Linked DNA regions of Homo sapiens: regions 1, 3 and 4 are each linked to region 2. Evidence: chromatin loops called from intact Hi-C (ENCODE). Cell type or tissue: Calu3. All regions are shown on one strand. Each heading gives the region's core, and the rest is flanking DNA. Links, peaks and the distances in the headings are about the cores only.

Region 1 (4,000 bases), core at 1-4,000, 500 kb before region 2:
GGGGTATGGAGCAAACACAAATTAACAGAGCACCATCCTCCAACAGTTTACATTTAAATTCTCATTACAGTTCAGCTTTTGATTTTTATACCTGAATAAGTAATGGGTTTTGGTTGTGAAGCTTGCTGTAGCACAGTGTATAAGTGTGGAGAACCAACTCCACTCTTAAGAATCTGGGCAAATTTGTTGATTCCTTTACTACAACCCAATCCCAGTTTTTCACTAGCTAAATCATTTTTCATTGAAAGAAATCAGTATTGCTTAGGAAGAAAAGGATAAAGATCAGCAGAAAGGTTTAAAAGTAGTGAATCCAAGACACGCATTATTTCAAAAGAAAGGAGGATTCAGCCTTCAATGTTGACCAGAACACCAATGAACTAGGTGTCCCAGGTTGTAGGAAGAATATTTGATGACACATCCGATGCTGCATTTTCCACTCGTTCTAGTTTTCCCCCTTTGCCCTGGTGACAGCCAATCACATGGAATAGAAAAAGAGCCTTCTCTCCAAACTTCAGCCCTTCCCAAACCACTAACATGGACAGGCCTCGACAGTCCTTGGGCACCAGCGGTGTGTGGGAGACAGTGGCATTCTTTGCATTAAGTGATGCCAACACCGTTATGAAGTGCAAAATGAAACCACCACACAGTTGCACCTTCTGGAGGCATTCACCATAAAAAAAGATATTTTGAAGTTAGTGCCTGGCAGGGCCCACTGGAAAGTTTAAGCTGAAACACTGGGACTCCAGAGGCTGCCCAAGCCAAATATTTCATTACTGATGGAAGCAGTTTGGAAGTGTGTGAAAAACTGCCACTTACCTCTAAAAATGTAATACAAAGAAAAGAAAGTGTATATGCAAAGTGTGGATCAGTATTATATCAAGATGTTTGTCTGCTAACTGCTGCTGAGTCAAAGCTGTTTCTGTCTGAATCTCTCTCAGGACTTCAAGTGAAAAATGTATATTCTGGTGGGCAAATCTAATCCCAATTCTTTTCTTAAATAAACCTTTAAAGCATATTCATACTTTATGCTTGTAATGATTAACACCCTGAACTTTAAACTTATTAAGCTTTACGGGTGACACTACAACAAATGATGGCCTGTGCTCTTTGACTAAGCAAAAACAAAGCAAAAAAAACAACGATGACTTCCTTAATTTTGGGACACATCTGTTTAATCAGTAGTAAAAAAGTGATTAGAAGCAGAGCTTTAAAGCCAAAGAGGCTTAGGTTTTAATCCTTGCTTTGCCACTTACTGAATTCAGTAGTCTTGGGCAAGTTAGTTAACTTGAATCCCATTTATTCATCTGTAAAATGGGAGTAATTATGTGCAGTAATAAGGATTAAATAATATATATATATAAACATGACAGGCATCGTGCCCAGTATGTAGAAAGCACAAACTAATAGGTAGTTATTATTGTTAGAATTAGTCATGTAATCTTTATTATTGTTTAGATTATGGAAATACCCGATTGCAATTGCAGGTTTTAAGACCAGAAATTATCATACTTAGACTGTTCTCAATACTTTTCTAAGGAAGCAAGCTGGAAGCACATTTGCATTTTGCCTTGTATATATTTGCATTTTGCCTTTGTATATATAAACAATACTCAAAATCTTCAGAAGTCAAAACCAAAATATTTTCAATTTATCATACTTTCCCCAAAAGGACCACAATACTAATATATTTGAGATATTAGACTTCAGTTTTCTGAATGTGAAGACAAAATGAAGTTGGAATGACTGTGTGCTAAATTATATTGAGTGTGGCCGAAACAAGAGCTTTTTTTTTTGGAGGAAGAAGGAGAAAAAAAGTATGCGCAACTGAAAATGAGAGTACAAAGAGTAGATGTGGAAATAAATCTTCAGCCATAACTACATTATTTTCAGAGATAACTAGCAGGAGGGAATTAAAAGAGTTGCCGACAGATTTAAACTAGAAGTTTGCAAATCTCCTCAGATATCCTAATTAGTCTTTAATATCGTTAAGTTTATCTTCTCTCATTTATCTCTCCTGCTGCACAGCTAAAAACAAATGAAAGGGAATTGAGATCCTCTGTCCATTCGTTTTATTTCTAGACAACAGACTGGTATAGAAAACAAACAGCAGGCAAAGATCTTATTAAACCTAAGCAGACCTAACAGCTTTGTTTCTGACGGGCTTAGCTAAAGCCTCAGAGTTAGGAGGTAACTGAAATGCAAGATTACATTTAATCTTTGACAGGCTAGCCTAATTAATTGTGATCCTTATCACCTAAATTGGAGTTTGATTCTAAGATTACAATTTACGGTGTACAGCAAATTAAAATAGCTAGGCAGGATGTAAATGGGGAAGAAAGGGATTTCCTCCTCTCCTCACCAGAAAAATAATTTATACCTGAGTCCACAGGATTTTTGAAGCCAATGATTTATAAGGAAAGTTGGTCTTTCGGTGTGCTAAGAAAGATTTCATACGAAGTATGACCCAGAAGCCCCCAAAAAGAAAAAAGACAAATCACAGGCCATGACACACAGTGGGCGGTAGGCTGTTTGCTGAATGAATGATTAGTACTGAACATCAACTAGGAGCCACATTCCCACAGTAAGTATTTTACAGAAATATTTTCATTTATTTTTCATAGCAGTTCAAAGGTGTATAGTCTCTATTATCCCCAGTTTAAAGGCAAGGAAACTATTTGTCCAATGTCACAAAGCTCTTAAGTAATGCCTATGTATTTAGTTTGGGCTTGTCTTCCCTGCGCCAGAGTATACAAGTGCCAGTCAAGGAAAGAAGCTTATAGTAAGTTTCCCAACACTTCCTGCAAGCCTCCCTTCTTTAAAAGGTATCTGCAATAAGGGTGTTATGAAACACACAGATATCTGATGGTCAATCCCACAAGGGAATAACCTTAATACTTTCTGATTATGCTCAAGTTAAATGATCTTGATAATAGCAGTTTTTGTACTTCCTCCCCAAATAACAAGTTAATATATTCCCTCTCATTATGAACTACTTTGAAATGCAGATAATTAACACTGTAAATGGAAAAGCAATAGGAGCCCCTATTAATAACCAGAGAAAGGCAGGGGCATTCCAGATGAACCACACTATCTCTGGCTGAGGGCAAACTTGTGGAGACACTTCTTTCCTACTTACATGTGATGATAAATTTCAGAGTCAAACTTATAAAATGTCATGTTAGAAATGCTTAAAAATAATAAAGCAGAGTTGTAAAATGTAACTTGAGAAGCTGCGATGTCACAAGCAATTGAAGGATCCCCTGATTAGTATTAGGAGAGGGCAGGGGGATGGAGAGGAACTGGACAGAAAGATGCTACTGGCAGACTAGAGACCAGAAAGAAGCTTTGGATCCAGGCTGGGACCTCACTGACAGTGCAGAAGCAGGCCACTGGCTGACCAAGGAGAAAGTGAGTGGGTAGAGAGAGAGAAACTGCCAAAAAGGCAAGTTTGTCCAGCCAGACCGAACAAGCACTCTTAAGAAAGCCTGGATGGAAATAAGGAGAAAAAAGCAGCACCAGATTCCTTTTAAATAACTATAGAGAGTAGGGGGTTTTTTCTCTGACATTTTTAAATATCCTGAAAAGTTGAAAGAATTGTTTAGTGAACGCCCACATTATCTTTCACCTAGATTCTACGATTAACATTTTCATATTTGCTTTATTTACATATTTATCTGCCAGCACATTTTTTTTAAAGATGCATTTTAAAGTCAGATGTGGAAGTCAGTTGCTACAGACTGAATTGTGTCCCTTCCCCCCAGATTCATGTTGACGCCCTGACCCTCAATGTGATAATATTTGGAGATGGGCCTTTGGGAGGCAGCTGAGTTTACAGGAAGTCATGAGGGCAAGTGCTCTCACGATGGGATTAGTGCCTTTATAAGAAGCAGCACCAGAGACCTTTCTCCCCACCCTTCCCATGTGAGATCACAGTGACAAGGTGGCAGCCTGGAGGCTAGGGAGAAGGCCCTCACCAGAACCCAACCACACTGGCACCCTG
Region 2 (6,122 bases), core at 1,007-5,006:
CCAAATATTAACCCTGAGAGATGACTTTCTACTTGCCACTGTAGAAAGAGTACTTACTTATCTGATATTACATACCACTCCTTCTTTGTCTCTGTGTTAATAACTTAATAATCTTGGGTGCACTTCCTGGAGTCCATAGACAAGAGGTAATAATTTTTCTCCTCACCATTATTCCTTTTCTGTTTTGTAAACTTACCCAGTATAGTACAATGATCTTCAACACCAAAAATTAGTTGGCAACTAAGTTGTAAGTTATGAATAATCCCCCAGTTATTTCCTCTGGGTAGGTTCATTGATTAGGATGTATTTTTCTCTTTCAACCTTATCTTTTAAAGGTCTTGTGAAGTTTTACCTTACATTTATTGCCCAGCAGACTAGAAAGACAGGAGAGAAGTGGTGGCAAGAAGAGCTGAATGGAATCGTTGATTATAATTGACAAAGAACTGCAGTGTGTGTGCAGAAAACAAAGAGACCTTTGTGTTGGTGGGAAGCATGTGACCGGCCGCCCTAATTTGGTCAGAGCTGTTCCATTTGCTCATCTACTTCTCTGGATGTTCTTCAAGATTCTGATTGAACCTGGTCTTTTCCACAACCTTTCCCATTTTCCCTGAGTCATCTTAGGGGATAAGAGCAAGAGAAGACTCCTGTTAACAGCCATATGATTCACCCTTCAGGCCTTTCCCTCAATTTTCTAAAACATAGTCTTGAAATAGTTTTGATCATGGATTAAATCAGTACAACATATACCCCATTTGTAAGTTATCCTCATGTACTGCCTATTCTGATACTTTATGCTAATATATTATGTAACATAAAACACACAAAAATTAGATTTAAAAAGATGAAAAATGAATGCAAATAGCAATTTTCTTAGTATTTTTCCTCTGCACCCTAATGCATCACCTTGTATACCTCCAGGGTGTTTACACCCTATTTTGGAGGCTCTTACCAAAAGATACTTATGAGTTGACCAAAGACAAATACAGTCCAATCTGAGAAGCTGCATCCTCTTTTTGAGGTCATTTGGGATTGTGACAACCAGGCAGCTTCCTCATGTTTCTGGATACTGCTGGGAAGACTGTTCCAAAAGGTACCCAAAAGCAAATACCCAACCCCAGTGTTCTAGAGACCAAAAATCTAGTCCCAGCCCTATCATTAACCAGCTCTACAACTCTAAGAAACTCATTTAAACTCTCTGAATTTGTCATTGGTGAAACAAAAACAAAAACGAAAAAACTTTCTTGCCCATTTCACCTAATTGCTATAAATATCAAAGACGGCAAGGGATTTGCAAGAATTTCTAAAAGAATAACACAGAATACAACTATAAGGTAGTATTGTTATTATTTTTAAAGATAGTGGAAGGAAGGAATATCCTACCTGCTCCCCTGCCCTCTGCACTGTTCATTGCATCAACAAAACTAACTCAATGCAGACACCCTCCCTCTTGCCCTCCTGTACTGTGTAAATGATCACTGGTGAAAATTGAAGCTGTTTAGTTTTAGATTTTAGTGAATACTTTCCCAACTCTTCCTCCCAAGATTTTAGAATCATAAAAGGTAAGAGGAAGATAATAATTTTAGAGTTGAAGGTAGCTGAAAGATTATCCCAGCTAGTATTCTTATTTTGTGGATGAAAATATTGAAGCTGAGTGAATTTCAGAGAGGCTAAATGATTTCTCCAGGATCACACAGCTAGGAAAGGAGCCACATCAGACCCTGAGAGCCATATTGGAACCTATTTTGGAATCCTTTTTTTTTTTTTCCTACAATGCTGCTACGGTTCCTTTCCTTCTTTCCATGCTGACTGCCAGGGCTGCTTCACATCATTATGGTACTCTAGTCAATCATTTATAATTCCTCTTCAGCTGTGTTTCTCTCAGGAGCAAACTATGTCTGTATTCTCCATTGCAAAAGATTCTCTTCTTTTGCATCCATATCTTTAAGTCTTACAAGTCAATTCCATCCCCCTAAACTGTCTCCAATTCTTTCTTACTGTTATTCAACTCCTACTCTGATCACCTCGTTAGCTACCCGTGATGTTTCCTTGTCAGGAAAGGACTGTGGATTAGATGGCCAGAGGTGGCCATTTAACTTGTCACGGAAGGCGTCTGCCTCTTCCAGAGCACTGACAGCTGTTGTGTCAGTCACACAAGGTAAAATAACCTTCTCACAGAGTAAAAATAAAATGGTAAACATAACCTTCTTACACAAGTCTCACACCAAAAGTAGGCGTGAATATTTTGGAGAGAATTTAGAAACGGGTGATAGAGATGGCACAGGCAGAAGCTGGTTAGATGGATATGTGTCCCTCCCTTCCAGGGTTTTTGTTTCTAACCAGGAGGTTAGAAACCATCCTTTTTCTTCTTTTTTCCCTTTCTTCCTTTGGCACCAGCCACTCCCGACCTCCCAAATACCCACCCAAATCCATCTCAGATTTAATGTGAAATTATGTTCATGTTGTATTTTCAATGGTTCCTGTTTTCTTCTACCTAGATCACTTTTAGGTATTTAATGGTCAAATATTCTCTATGAGTAAGATAGATTAAATCTCAGGATCCATGCTTCTAATGGGGCAAAAGTGAATTACTGAACACATTTAATAAAATGTCTCAGAAGGAAGCCTTGGCCCAAGTCATCACTGTAAGATGAGTAGCCAGAGATCTGAAGCAAAGAGCTGGCAAGATTTTTTGTGATTTCCATTTATTCTTGGCTTTGTTTTTATCAAACGTCCACTTGGGGTGTAATAGGATCAGAATGCAAATAGATCACCAGCATGACTTTTGAGAACAAAGAAAAATTTATATATACTCTGTTACCAATTTGTCTTTTAGGAATATCTGGCCATTTAAATATTTATGTCACCCAGTTTGTACGTGGAAGAAAGGCCAGCATTTTCTAGTTTGTTTTTCCCCCACCTGAGTGTTATGTGGTACATCTGACACCAGAGCACCTACTGAGGCTCCTAGCATAGGGCAGGTGTTCCATAAATGATTACTAAGTTTAACTGACTTGTGTTCAAAACCCTGATAACTGCAGTCAAAAAGCTGAAACGTTTCTCTTTGTCTAAATGTTAATGTTAAACACAATGCGAGCTCAAGATAAAAAAAAAAAGTAGAAAATGGTGAGTTAGAGGAAGGGGAGATAGGACAGCAGACATCATGCTCTGAGAACTAGTCTAAAATGTCGCAAGAGGTGGATGGCATGAAAGGCCAGTGTTTCCTGGAATGTGTCATAAGACTCTGAAGATAAGAGATCTGCTAAATAGTCACTAAAGGGAAGTGAACCTTGAGCACAAAAGATGTAGGAGGTAGAGGGGTAAGCCCGGAGGTTGCTGCAGCCAGGAAGGAGCCTGGATTTGCCCCACCCATCACCTCCTCTGCCTTCACTCCCATTCTAGACCCCACACGTTGGCTCATGTTCAGTGCAGGTACAGGGTACAGGCTGAGTGCTTTCCAGGCTCACCCTGCCAGAGTTTACCAGGCAGAAAGGAGAAGCAGGGAATGACTCCTTGCTTCTCCACCTCTCACTCCACCCCTGCCAGAAATTTAAAATATTTGATGGCAAAGAAACAATCTTTCCAACTGCTGAACTCTGACACTGCGTACAACATTGTCCAAACACTTCTGCTGCTGGCCTTTGTTAGAGGTTTTTTGCTCTGAAGCCACACAGGTCCCTATGTATGTGTTTGGGCCAGAGGCAGGGGTGGGCAGTGAGCTTTAACCTTGAACCACATTTACTTTACTAATAAGAATTCTTTCTTTTTCTTTTCTTTGTTTCTTTTTTTTTTTTTTTTTTGAGACAGAGTCTTGCTCTTCACCCAGGCTGGAGTGCAGTGGTGCAATCTCAGCTCACTGTCTCAGCTCACTGCAACCTCTACTTCTCGGGTTCAAGTGATTCTTCTGCCTCAGGCTCCTGAGTAGCTGGGATGACAGCTGTGTACCACCATGCCCAGGCAATTTTTGTATTTTTAGTAAAGACGGGGTTTCGCCATGCTGGCCAGGCTGGTCTCAAACTCCTCAAGTGATCCACTTGCCTTGGTGATATGGATTGTCTGTGTCCCGGCCCAAACCTCATCTTGAATCGTAGCTCCCATAATTCCCACATGTTGTAGGAGGGACTCTGTGGGAGATAATTGAATCATGAGGGCAGTTTCTCCCATACTGTTCTTGTGGTAGTGAATAAGTCTCATGAGATCTGATGTTTTTATATGGGGTTTCCCCTTTCACTTAGCTCTCAATTCTATCTTGCCTGCTGCCATGTAAGACGTGCCTTTTACCTTCTGCCATGATTGTGAGGCATCCCCAGCCATATGGAGCTGTGAGTCTACTAAACCTCTTTTTCTTTTTAAATTACCCAGTCTCTGGTATGTCTTTATCAGCAGTATGAAAACGGACTAGTACACACAGCCTCTCAAAGTGCTGGGATTACAAGCGTGAGCCATCATGCCTGGCCAGAATTCTTAACTTCTGATGGTAACTAGGTTTACATTGGAGCACATGGTAATTAGTGAATTTTCTAAGATAGTGTATTTGGAAAAAAGATCAAACAAACAAAAACGAAAACTTATGTCAACATTTAAAACTAACCTTGAAGGCTACTTTAACATTATAAAAAGATTTCACAATAAAATAAGTGTTTTAAAACTTTCACAGATATATTTACAGGACACTGCCAGACACCTTTCTGCCTGCCTTAGTCGAATGCTTTTGCTTTTTGTTATTTTTCCATTGCATCAAGCTTCACACCTTCCTCTAAAGATCTTTAGAAGCCCGGCTGAGCTACTTTGATATCTCCATTAACTAGAGCTTCTAGGTAAGATCTCAAAGGCTTAGGTGATTTGCAAAACGTTCATATATATCTTCCTGAAATATTCAGTTGCTCTAAGCTCATTTGCAGTATCAGAAGATTTGGGTGAAAGGAAAGATTTTAAAAGTCTTGCAGCTACTCTGTCCAACACAGTACCTGCAGGAGAACGTCAAACACTTAAAGTTTGGTGAATGCACCTGAGGAAATATTAAGTATGTTTGGAACAAAGTGGGTAGGTGTAACTTTACAACTCAGATTTTATGAAATCTAAGTACAAATAAGTGTGTTTTATGGAAATTTAGTATTAGAGTTGAGATAGGCTGTAGGTGTAAAACGCATGCCATATTCGAAATACTTCATGTGAAAAAACCTCATTAATACATGTCAATTGATTAAATGAGGAAGTGATAATGTTGCAGATATACTGGGTTGAGTAAAGTATATTGCTAAAATTAATTTTACCCTCTTCTTTTTACTTTTGTAATGTGACTGCTAGAAAATTCAAGACTGCACACATGTGTGGCTCGCATTGTATTTTATTTGATAGTCGTGGTTCAAAAGGCAGTTTTGACTTAAACTATTACAATTAATCCATCTGCCTACTTGTTTCTCTGCAGTAAATCTTAATATTTCTCTTTCAAGTATGCTTTTTTGTTTTCAGATAGAATTACCTAAATCTTCAAAAGGTAACTGAAGTTGAGAAGAGAAGCCAAAAGAGACAAAAGCCTCCAGCCAATAAGCATTCCCCATGAACAAGCAAATGCAAATGCTTCTTACTATAGTCTCGAAATGTGTAGTTCTAATTCTCAAGTGATATATGTATTTAGTTACTGATGGAATCACAGAGAGATTTAAACAAGCAGAAGTTACCATAAAATGGAAACAGAAATTGCGTTCTGACCAGTTTTTCATGACACTTTATGGGAAATATTGGAAATGAGAGAGAAATGCTCTAAGAATAAACTGTTATGGTATTGAAATGGTGGTACATGGAACTTTTGACTTATAGGAAAAACACTATAATGGTGGCTACAGCATGTCAAGAGATGAAGGTGGGAGATAGGGGAAGAAAACCACTTACAATATTTCCAAATCAGAATTTTTCTTTGGATATTTTCACTTTTTTTTCTTTTCAGAAGTCTTAGCTCAGCCCAGGGTGAGCTCCTTCTGCACCTGAAAAATCCTGTCCTTGAAATCTCTAATGCCATCCCTGCAAATCACTACTGGATACAGGATCCGTGCACTCTGACTACTCGGGTGCTGTGTGCTTCACTGCCTCTTATACGGCAATCACATCTACAAACAATCTCATTC
Region 3 (6,122 bases), core at 1,282-5,281, 110 kb before region 2:
TCACATGTGAATAAACGGAATTTATTACTTTCCCACTATACTTCCTGTTTCTTCTACATTTTCATACTCAGGTTAATGTTATCATTGCCTGTCCCAGTCACCCAAGTCCCAAAACTGGGAGATGGCTGAAATCTCTCCTATAACATCTCCATCTCCGTCACTGAATTCTATAAATTCTTCTCTTTAGTTATTATTTATTTATTTATTTATTTATTTATTTGAGATGGAATCTTGCTCTGTCACCCAGGCTGGAGTGCAGTGGCATGACTTTGGCTCACTGCAACCTCCGCCTCCCGGGTTCAAACGATTCTCCTGCCTCAGCCTCCCAAGTAGCTGGGATTACAGGTGAATGCTGCCATGCCCGGCTAATTTTTTCTATTTTAGTAGAGATGGGGTTTCACCGTCTTGCCCAAGCTGGTCTTGAACTCCTGAGCTCAGGCAATCCTCCTGCCTCGGCTTCCCAAAGTGCTGGGATTACAGGCGTGAGTCACCATGCCCGGCCCAGCTATTTTTTTTTTATTTTTAAATTTTTTTATTTAAAAATTTTTTTTTGAGACAGAGTCTTGCTCTGTCTCCAGGCTGGAGTGCAGCATCTTGGCTCACTGCAACCTCCGCCTCCCGGGTTCAAGCAATTCTCCTGCCTCAGCCTCCCGAGTAGCTGGGATTACTGGCACCCACCACCATGCCCGGCTAATGTTTGTATTTTTAGTAGAGATGGGATTTTGTCATGTTGGCCAGGCTGGTCTCGAACTCCTGACCTCAGGTGATCCTCCCACTTCAGCCTCCCTGAATACTGAGATTACAGGCGTAAGCCACTGTGCCCGGCCCTTTTTAGCTATTCTTAAATCCTCCCTTCCTCAGTACACTCCCTACCTTAACCTATTTCCTCTTCATTCTCCATGCAACTCTTATCGTAGCATACCCTTTCTTAAGATACTTTTACGGCTGCTCTCTGCCTATAGACTTAAAGACAAATGTCATCAATTAATATATGAGTAAGAATAAATGCACATTCACTGAGAAGTTATTTTATGCCAGTCTCTGTTCTAATTGCTTCACCTATACTAATCGCATGTTATCTCAATTGGTCCTCACAATAACCTTCAACAATTGGTCCTCACAATAACCTTCAACGTAGGTATGATTATTAGTCCCATTTTACTTAGGAACTGAGGAACCTGCCCTAGTATGCAACGCAGTAAGCAGAAAAACACGAGCTGATTGCAGAGTTATTCTCCCTCCTTGATGGCCTCCTGCTGACTTTTCTGGCTTCCTCTTCTGCCATCTTTTTTCTCCCAGCATTAAGTCTCAACTCCATGGAGCTGCTCTATGAACTTATCACACTATTTGATGCCTCTATACTTTTGTACATGCAGATCCCTCTGCTTATTCCTCCGCTCATCTTTGCTGCATCTCCGCTGATTCCAAGTAAACTCTTACTCATCTCTTTGTCTAAGAAGCACATCATGATCCTTTCATCATCTCCCTACGTAGAGTCAGTCCTGACTACCAAAGACTTTTTGAATATGTCTTTCATTTCTCTCTATAAGCATAGAACCATAATGTGTTTTTACTATGACACTCATCATAGGACCTTGCAGTAATTTGTTAATGCATGTAACTTTTCTAATAAACTCTAAGTTCTTTGAGGGCAGGAACTCTGTCTTGGTGGAGGTGCTCAGTGCATCTTTGTTGGATGAATAAATGAATAATCAGTGCAGGCTATCCTCCCACAAGATTAGATATGAGGTTGCCTCTTCCCTGTCAACTTTCAGTGCTGTAAATACAAATTTTAATAGCGCTTGGAAAATTCCAATATTCTCTTCAATTTCTAGCCATTTTTCAATCTCGATGTTTTATCTTTTCCACAACACTGATTATATCTTTGAGAAAATGGTATTTTTTTTTCTCTTTCCTTCATTCCAAATGAAGTAAATTAGTCTGGTGACCCCTAGATTTTACCACTTATGAAACAATGGGGCCAACCCATTGGTAAGAGTAAAAGAAAACACCAAACTATTCAAACCTGAGGGCAGTTTCCTCCCACAACAAAGTTATTCTTAAATAGCATTCCTTCATTTACTTTTTGCAGAACCACTTTTGGACACATTGTTCTGTCCTTTAATCATGCCAAATCAATCAACCAATTCTTTAGCTTTTCTATTTCTGGGCATTCCTTCAGTCTGCTATCACCAGAAACATATCCTTCAAATCTAATAAAATAAACCTAACACTCTTTTTAAACAACAAAAAAAATAGCTTCCAACTTGTCTGTACAATGTCCCAGTGAGGTCAGCACAAATGGCATCATCCTTGTCATTTTAGCAGTGGGCAGACCAAGCACAGAGACCAAGCGGCTTTGCCCAAGGCCATAAGACAAGTCAGTACCAGAGCTGGAATTAGATAGGAGGAACCCTGGCCCTTTGCCCTGGATTCAGACACTGGTTCATGTTAACCTTAGAATTCTTTTTCCTTAGTTTTATGCCCTCCAAAAGATTAGCGGATAGGGAAACAATGCAGCTATTAAAGACAGGATCTCTTCCCTTACTCTTAAATCCAGCACAATTAAGTTGACTTAAGCTGCAATGAAAGGAGATGCATGTGCTTCCCCCTCTGTTTTTTTTTTCCCCCAAGTGGTGGAAGTGGCCATCTCTGAGGTCACCACAGGATTGACACCTCATATTTGGTCTTCCAAAAACCCATCTCTAAACTCAAGCTTTCCAGTTTGCCATTGGGAATGTTTGCCTTTGAAAAGTCTTAAAGGGAGTCTCATGGGTTCTGTGGTTTTACCCTCTGTGAGAGAAATTGTCCTTGGCCACACCCTAGGCCAGTGTTCCACCTCGCAGCTGTTTGCACCTTCTCTCTGATATGAGAAAGGTGCTGGCGGCTCCCCTCTGTAGCCACTCTGGGAATAGGGGCCCCAGCAGTCTACTGGGAAAGAAAGTGTTCTTAAGAAACATTTCTTGGCAGCAAGCAAAATTTCCACAAAACTCTTAAATATAATAAAATGTAATTAAAGTGCCACATTGAGTTAGCTCCCTTTGAAGTTTCACACTTGCATAATAAACCAAGTCATAAACCAAGATTCAAATAGGACATTATATTTCTTTTTACAGATTAATTCTCATTAATTATCTACTTGACCCCTGCTGTTATAGAGAAGTAAGTACCTGCTGCACCATAATTCGTGCTGATAAAAGGCAGTAAAAGATGAACTCACCGCTGGAAATGGAATCTCACACCTGAATGTCACTTTGTAGTCAGAGAAAATTAGAGCCCATGTTTAGAAATCACCTTATCAAAACTTCAAATGATCTCAGAAATGAGGTATATTCTGCATTTCTGTCTTTTTTATCACTGAGGATTTCAAATTTTATGTTAAGTGGCTGGTCCTCTGATGAAAAATGTGGTCCTTTACAAAGCAGGTTTTTTTGCTAACCTGTGGTGCACAGATCTTAAAACTGTAGATCTGGCCATGAGAGATGGTATGGGACAGCTGTTTTGCAGTGGGGTAAACATGTAAGGTTTTAGGGCTTCATTTTATCTTATCATGCAGTTTTACAGTCCCATTAATAACCACATAGACAAAGAAGGCTTTTCATTGAGACCAGTAAGAATTCACTAACTCACAGGTTACGCCACAAAGACTGATTACTTGTGACTCACACTCAGTGAAAGCTCTTAGGGTGAACTCTCATGAGTCTCAATGCTGAAAATTAATTTGCTTTGTGTGAAGAAACATTTATCTGTGTATACCTGCGCACCTGTGTGTGTTTAGGCTGTCTACAAGTTGTTGATGTGTTCTTTCCTCTTGAGCTATGGACACTGAGAAGACTTCAGGAAGAGAAACACTGCAATATAGTGAAAGGATTAGCAGGGGACTGGTCAGAGAACCAGCAGTGAATTATTGGTATAAAGAAGCAGTCTAGGAAAAGGCTTGAATTGAGCTAAACTGATGTTTAAAAAAGAGGACAAAAGAAAGTATGATAGATATGAAAGCCACATGTTCTTTATATAGATAATTATTCACCTTGGGAAAGGTAACTTGATGTTTTCAAGGATTTCAGCCACTGAAACTTGGTTTGTTCATCTTGTCAAGGGAAGCGGGGAGAGGTAGTAGTAAGAAACAAAAGGATGGAGGACGCCCTTCTACCCCTATGTTCAGCAACTGCAGAGCAATATCTCAAAATGTCATGAGAGCTAAAGCAAAGTGTTATGAATACAGCAGTGTTTACTAAGAAAATGAGTCTTTTTTTTTTTCTCACTGTGTATGCAGCCTGACTGAGTCAAGTATTTCACAGTGCTGCATGGTGATATAAACTATTTCCTCACTAAGAACACCAGCTTCCCCTAGGGTAAAAGCCTACAAAGCCAAATTTCTTATAAAGAGTTGTAAAAAAATAGTCAAAGAACAAATTTATGAGGTCACCTCCCCTTCCCTCTATCAACAAAGAAAGAAATCTGCCCAGAATGTTCCCTGGTCAATCTTGTCTAGTCATTCTTCAAATAGTAATAAAAATAACATTTTAGGGCTTTTTCAGATTGTATTCAAGGCTATGCACAAGATTGCTTGTTTTATGGTCTTGAATCTAACCATTTGCCAGGCTAAATTGAATTTCATTTTTTCGTTTTTTTCATAGTAATTGAATTTGTCATTGGCCATGAACCTAATGTACAACTGGAGAATGAGGTGAGGGGCTGGGGTGAGGGCGAAAGAAGTTGCCACAGTAGTAACAACAGAAAATGGCAGGAAATAACAAGGAAATGCAGGTTATGTGAATGTCCTCCGAAAATCTTTAGAGACCTTGGAAAGCTTAGGAGTACATGGTAACAGAGGTAACAGAGGCAGACTCTGGACATATTTTGTGTGTGTGACAGAATTTTACTCCTGGAAATCTCAGCCTGCTTTGCTAGCAGGAATCAGGTTATGTTAATAATAAATGTTTCTTCGTTAATTCTTTTCTCCAATGTACTTGTATTAGATAGAGAGTGTATTAGTCATGGTTCTCCAGAGAAATATAATGAATAGATCAGATATAGATGATATAGATATAGATACACACACACACACATACACACACACACACACACCGAGAGAGAGAGAGAGAGAGAGAGAGAGAGAGATGCAATTATGAAAGCTGAAGTTCATGATCTGCTGTCTGCAAGTTGGAGACCCAGGAAAACCAGTGGTGAGGTTCTGGTCTGAGTCTGAAGATCTGTGAACTAGAACTGATGGTGTAAGTTTTAGTCCAAGTCTGAAGGCCTGAGACCTGGGAGCACTGATAATGAACCAGGTGTCCAGGGGAAGGAGAAGGCCAAAGTCCTGGCTCAAGCTGTCAGGCAGAGAGTGAATTCTTTCTTCCTTCACCTTTTTTGATCTATTCATGTTCTCAAAGGATTGGATGATGCCTACCCACACTGGGGAGGACAAACTGACTTACTCAGTCTACTGATTCAAATGTGAGGAAACCCCTTATAGTTATACCCAGAAATAGTGTTTTACCAATGATCTGGGCACCCTATGACCCAGTCAAGTTGACACATAAAGTTAGCCACCATAGACAGAGCTTCCCTTTACTCCCATCATGCAAATCCCTCTTTTATTTGCTGACCAAAGACTGAAGCTGAGACAAGGAAGCTCCAGGAAACCCAGTTAAGTCAACATCTTCTGCTTTTTAAATATATTCGAGATCCCTTTTATAGTTATCTATGACATAATTGGAGCATGGGTCTGATCTTACTAGCTGGTCAGGACCCCAGGACCAAAATGTCATTCTTGACTTCCCCTGAGTGACAACTGTCCTCTTGTTCACCAGAACTGGCATTTTATCCTTTGTCTCACACCTTGACACACTTTCCTTTTTGCTTAGTCTTCTTGATTCAAGTAAAATTTTAATACATTTCTGAAAATAAGCCGCAAAACATTAGGAAAAAAGAAATAGTCGAGCAGAAGGATAAAAGATTAAATCAAGGGAAAAAAAACTATAGAAATCAAAGACATTTTTCTCACATCAGATGACTGACCCATCCTCATAAGCAAAACGAATTGTATAAGAATGTTCAAATGTACATTGACTACCTCTAGGTATTCACTTCAGTTAGGTAAGGGAAGACCCTCTGCT
Region 4 (6,122 bases), core at 910-4,909, 430 kb before region 2:
CAATACTAGGAAAACCTGGCAGCAGAATTATTCATTGATAAGTTGTTTTTAAAGAGCATAGATTCAGAGTAAATGATGGTGGAGAGTCTTGAGGGATATTTCATCTTGGCTTTGGAAAACCCTATTGAAGTGTCCCAGTCACCCAAGCGAGTCCATCTTCCTAGTGAGCAGAATGTTTCATCCCCCATCCCAGGAACCTTCTCCCCTGGACTGCCTGATAAACATGAACTCACTCTTATTCTCTGGCTTCCTTTTGTGTAGGTTCTACACAGCCACTCCATTAGATTACAACTGTGTTACAACACTTACAGTACACTTAGCGTTCAGCTTCTTCAGTTAACATAATACTCTAGTCCCACCTCTTAGAGACTAAAACTTAATCCCTATGTTCAGATTTGGGAGATACCAGATTTTCTCCACCATTTAAAGACTCTGTCAGACTGAGTCATCACGTGTTCATTGTTGTATTGATTTCTTTCTCAGAAGGTCACTTTTCCCAAAGTTTTGGACCTACCTTTCTCCAACAAAAGCAACTCTTTTAGATCCATAAGGAATGTGTTAGTTGAACTAAAGATGCAATTCTGAAACATTCTACTATGCTTATCTGAAAATGAGCTTGTGTTTGAAAAGTGACAAGGAGCGTAAACATGATGAAGAGCAAGCTAATAAATTATATTTCTTAGAGATTCAACTAATAGGAAATTTAGCCCATGGTTGGTTATATTCCACACCCAAGCCTTGAGCACTGGCACAAATTATCAGGGTGCTGTTACAACTGTCTGGGTAAAAGGATTTGCTTGAGTATGTTCATGTTGGCACTGCTGGCGTAAAAATTAAGGGCAAAGTCACACTGATAGATAATGAGCCCTTTATCAAGGAAACTGTGTTGGACAATCTCACTGCTCAGAAAGAATTTTTCAAAAGAAACCCCAGCCTTTGTTCCCTCCACTGGAGGGGACCCAGAGATGTCAGTGCTGCCGACAGAACCTGGCCCCTAGCATTCAAACAAGCTCATAGAATAAAGGAGACACATTCCCATCAGCCTCCCCAGTCTAGCTCCTATCGTATAGACTTTTCTCTGAATCCTGCTAAGCTATGTGCAAAGAAAACACTTTAGATCAGGCAAAGCTGTATTCTGACAATACTGATTTTTTCAAAAGGGTTAGAATTTTTCATTTAAACACTTAAACCCGTTGTTGGTACATGCATCACAATGTTAACAAGGATTTCCTTTCTGTTATAAATAGAAAGCAACAACTTTCTATTTGGAAGAATGACTTCGGAAAGAGTGACTATGGATAGTTTAGGATGTTTTAGAAGTTATTAGATTCTTTAAATACTAATGTGTTTGAAAAAGGTAGCTTATGTTTTCTATTTGAAGAAGGGAACCATGCTTACGATGGTTGTGGTATTCAATTTTAATGTTTCAAGAGGGCTTTTACGGGTTGGTGGCGGTGGCTCATGCCTGCAATCCCAGCACTTTGGGAGGCTGAGGTGGGCATGTTGCTTGAGCTCAGGAGTTCGAGACCAGTCTGGGAACATGGTAAAACCCCATCTCTACCAAAACTACAAAAAATTAGCTGGGCTTGGTGGCATGAGCCTGTGGTTCCAGCTACTTGGGAGGCTGAGGTGGGAGGATCGCTTGAGCATAGGAGGCAGAGGTTGCATTGAGCCAAGATTGCACCTCTTCACTCCAGCCTGGATGACAGAGTGAAACCCCATCTCAAAATAAATAAAAAAAAAAAAAGAAAGAAAGAAAGAGGGCTTTTACATGAATGGTTTTATTTGACGCACCAGCCCTGGGTGGTAAGCAGAGCATGTATCATGATTTTCATTCTATAGATGAAGAAAAAGACTTGGGAAAACTCCATGGTTTGGCATAGGTGGGAAGCAACAGAACCAAATCTACCCTTGGGTCTTCTGACTCTTCGAGCAGCACGTGCTGCCTCACTGTCTGATGATTCTTCCATCTGGGTTAATGTGCTCCTTATTCTAAATCCGTGTTGTGTTCCTTCCAGGTAACTTTCAGTCTAACTTCTGTAATTATTAACTGACCTATCATTACCACAAACCTAGGATAAATTTTGAAAGGGCCCAAAAAGGCTTTGGGCTAATTAACACAGAGTTTCAGACCTCTTGGATCACCTAATCTCTCTACTTCAGGAATATTGAACTATAGAATTGGCAAGTGCTACATATATCTAATTTAACTGTTTTTCAGATAAGAAAACCAAGACCCTTATCTCTATAATACAAAGTTAGTTAATGCTTCAAGTCACACAGCTAGTTAGTGACAGAACCATGAGAAGAACCTAAGTCTAAATCCAGGTCCATGGTATACACCTGTAGTCCCAGCTACTTGGGAGGCTGAAGCAGGAGGATGGCTTGAGGCTAGGAGTTCAAGGCCGCAGTGAGCTATGATTGTACCACTGCACTCTAGCCTGACAGAGTGAGACCCTGTCTCTGAAAAAAATATATATAGTAAAATAAAAAATAAATCCAGGGCCTGGCATGGTGGCTCATGCCTGTAATCGCAACACTTTGGGAGGCCGAGGCGGGCAATCACAAGGTCAGGAGTTCGAGACCAGCCTGACCAATATGGTGAAAACCCATCTCTACTAAAAATACAAAAAAATTAGCCAGGCGTGGTGATGCATGCCTGTAATCCCAGCTACTCAGGAGGCTAAGGCAGGAGAACTGCTTGAACCTGGGAGGCAGAGGTTGCACTGAGCCGAGATTGCGTCACTGCACTCCAGCCTGGGTGACAGAGCGAGACTCCATCTCGAAAAAATCAATCAATCAATCAATCCAGGCCTCATTGTTCTAGCTCATGGCCTCACTGTTATCATTCCAGTTTAGCTAATGCCTGGGAAATACCTGCCAAATATGGCAGGCACCATTGACTTATTGAAGAAAAGATTTATGACTTGTATACATGATTACAGGACTGTCAACAATACCCTTGTAAAAGATTAATAATCTTGTACAAAATTTGGGCACCATGCCACATGAAAAACAGGAGGAACCAGGCAGGTTGATGTTGCAATCCAAGGCAAAACTCACTTAAACCTGAAATGCTATAAAATACTCTATCACATAATTTTACCATACGACTGTGGCAGAGGAGTTGGCAATTACTGCTCTTTTTTCAGTCACTGAATTTGGAGGGAAAAGAGAATACACATCTGTTCCTAAGCCCTTTACCTGTCCGGGAGTGTTTGCACACACCATCATTTCCACCACCATCACCACCTCCATTCGCCAATCCATATTGGGTCCCATTAAAATGATATGTTAATATTTCCCTAATTCCCATACCAATTTCCATGTAATACTATAAACCTGGTATTACTACATACAAAATAGCCAAAACCAGCCAGACACAGTGGCTCACACTTGTAATCCTGGCACTTTGGGAGGCCGAGGTGGGTGGATCACCTGAGGTCAGGAGTTTGAGACCAGCCTGGCCAACATGGCGAAACCCTGTCTCCATTAAAAATAAAAAATTAGCCAGGCATGGTGGTGCGTGCCTATAATCCCAGCTACTCGGGAGGCTGAGGCAGGAGAATTGCTTGAACCTAGTAGGGGCGGAGGTTGCAGTGAGCCGAGATTGCGCCACTTCACTCCAGCCTGGGTGAAAGAGTGAAACTCCATCTCAAAAAATGATAATAACAGTAATAATAAATAAATAAATATCCAAAACCTAGCGTTCTCCCTAACACGAGGCTCAGTACTTTGGCAGAGGTGGCTTCGCCAAGTTTTTCTTTTTCGTACTTTCTTCAGAAACTTCTTGGCTTATCAACAAGTTACCTTGCAGAAGGCTGCAAGATCATTTGGCTTTAGAGTCAAAGTAATACCATGCAAGTGGCCACTAGAGTCAATAGTTTGAGGTGGGCCAAGTTTGTGTGTTTTTGCTCTGGTAAAAAGATTTGACAATATCTATGATTACAGGTAGAAAGTTCACAAATAGAGGAGTGCTTTATACATAGTAATTCATTTAGTCCCTACAAACAACCTATGAGGTAGATGTTTTACAGATAAGAAAATTGTGGCACAAAGAGATTAGTAAGCAGGTAGAACTGAGTTTTGAACTCAAGCAAATCGGCTCTAGACAGCATCCTCTAAACCTGGCGTCTGTAAACTACACTCTGCAGGCCAACTCTGGCCCACCACCTGTCCTTTAAATGACTTTTGAAGTTGTCTGTGGCTGCTTTTCTGCTACCATGGCAGAACTGAGTAATTGCAATAAAAACTGTATGACCCACAAAGCCTAAAATATTTACTATCTGGTTCTTTACAGAAAAAGTTTGCTGACTCTTGCAGTAAATTATACTGGAAAATAATAGGGACTGTCCTTCTCCCGCTTTAAAAAATAAAAATGCAGAGCAGGTGTGGTGGCTCATGCCTGTAACCCCAGCACTTTGGGAGGCTGAGGCGGGTGGATCAACTGAGTCAGGAGTTCAAGACCAGCCTGGACAACGTGGCAAAACCCGATCTCTACTAAAAATACAAAAATTCGCTAGGTACAGTGATGGATTACACTGAATGAGAGGTGCAGGCCAGGACTAGGACTCAATTCTGCAACCCACAGATCTGTTATGTTTCAGTTTCAAGTTTCAGTTAGTACCATGGCAGGGATTTGTTGAAAATGAGTTAGGAGCAAAACTGGAAAGAATGATAGATACCATCCAGTGGATGAAGAATGAAGTTAAAGTTAAGTACAGGGGGGCCAAAAGGAAGGAAACAGGGACTGTGCTGATAATTGGGGCACAACAGCCCCCAAGACAAACTATATCTGCTTCACAGCTTTGTCAAGGGCTAGCCCTGGCAGGGCCACTCAAGCCTGCTTGGACTCCTAGTCTCTGACTTCTGTTTACACTGATGTGCATTGTCTACTGGACACTTAAGAATGGATTATTTTATAAATGTCATTAGCCATATATATGTTCAGTCCTAACTAGATTATAAATTCCTTGAGGGAAAGTCCATTTAAGTCATGACCACATGGGGTATGGTCTGTCTCTCTTTCCTGCAGGAGAAGGCTGTACACTGGGAAGTCAGAAGGAAAGTATTGGCCTGATTATTTCCTTACATTTTTCAATGTCCTTCCACAAGAAGGCTCATAAGAGATCTTTATTTGTGATCATTTTCATCACCAGTAGTGTGCATAGCCCTCATTTCATCTTAGAGCTTCAAAAGAATACATATTGAGACCAGCTTCTTTATGACTTGTCATCTCACATGTTCTCCTTTATTTCTAAAGGAACAAAGTACATATTTTCCCAAATGCAATTGAAATTTCAACTCCTGCTATTTCTTTTAGAGCTTTGGAGAGTCTTAGTGTTAATCAAATGAAAATGAAAAGAACTAGAATTTGTTATATAATTTTCCATCTACAGAAATGCAAATGATATTTAAAATTAGGATAATTTCAGAACTAGTGCATTGCTTTGTTGAAAGAATCAGTTCAAACATCATAGTTCATATCATAGACAAATGCAAATCTCTTGGCATACATCATTATCAAATATAAAATTTTTAAAAATTTGGAAATTTCAGCTGCCTTAATAATAATTAAAAAAAAAATCCACTAGTTCAGGGAGATGAAATATTTTGCATAACTATCAGCCTTTTTAGGATTGTCTTCAGTTAGATCTTGAGGATCACACATGTTAATTTACTTAGTTGGGATGTAATGGCAAACTTGCATGTTTTGCTCAGTCCCTGCTCTTTTGGGTCTTGCAAATCAAGTCCTAAGGGAATCCCCTGAGACTATCAAGGGGGGTATCCATTTTGGCCACAGTTCAGTAACATATATGAATCAAAGTGGGATAGTTACAGCTTTTTCCCCAGCTCCGACTTCCTGGCTACAGTGGATTGGTCTGAAGAAGGACAGATAGTCTACTTGAGTTTCTACCCCAGGATTTTAGGTTTTGTACTGAAAGAGTTAAGATTGTTTCCCTCTGATGTCTGAGCTCTAGGGCTTAAACCTCAGGAGCTGTCACTTGTCATATTTTTGTTCATGTTAAGAAGAAAAGTGATGGGAGCTAGTTTCTGAGAACAGAGAAAGAAAAACAAAGCAGATGCACAAGAGAAGAAGAGCTGGGGAGAGGGAACTGTGA

What was found. Peaks named below come from ENCODE experiments on the same cell type or tissue, not always from the same donor. Only the 100,000 strongest peaks of a DNase experiment are listed, where the experiment ranks them.
Region 1: it touches region 2 in a loop (3-fold over the local background); 3 of 110 quality-filtered maps call a loop at or near these places.
Region 3: it touches region 2 in a loop (2.9-fold over the local background); 2 of 110 quality-filtered maps call a loop at or near these places.
Region 4: it touches region 2 in a loop (4-fold over the local background); 2 of 110 quality-filtered maps call a loop at or near these places.

Annotation. Positions count from the first base shown.
Region 1 is chr5:68,265,445-68,269,444 of GRCh38, reverse strand. All of the region lies in intron 2 of PIK3R1 (phosphoinositide-3-kinase regulatory subunit 1), which reads right to left. Among named protein-coding and RNA genes, the nearest start is that of PIK3R1, 52 kb to the right of the region's middle. In Calu3, for the core only: no CTCF peak of the experiment used is centred there; no DNase peak of the experiment used is centred there.
Region 2 is chr5:67,767,993-67,774,114 of GRCh38, reverse strand. No RefSeq gene overlaps it. Among named protein-coding and RNA genes, the nearest start is that of LINC02997, 22 kb to the left of the region's middle. In Calu3, for the core only: no CTCF peak of the experiment used is centred there; a DNase peak (open chromatin) is centred at 3,374.
Region 3 is chr5:67,877,332-67,883,453 of GRCh38, reverse strand. No RefSeq gene overlaps it. Among named protein-coding and RNA genes, the nearest start is that of LINC02997, 87 kb to the right of the region's middle. In Calu3, for the core only: no CTCF peak of the experiment used is centred there; a DNase peak (open chromatin) is centred at 3,653.
Region 4 is chr5:68,198,938-68,205,059 of GRCh38, reverse strand. No RefSeq gene overlaps it. Among named protein-coding and RNA genes, the nearest start is that of LINC02219, 12 kb to the right of the region's middle. In Calu3, for the core only: no CTCF peak of the experiment used is centred there; a DNase peak (open chromatin) is centred at 2,999.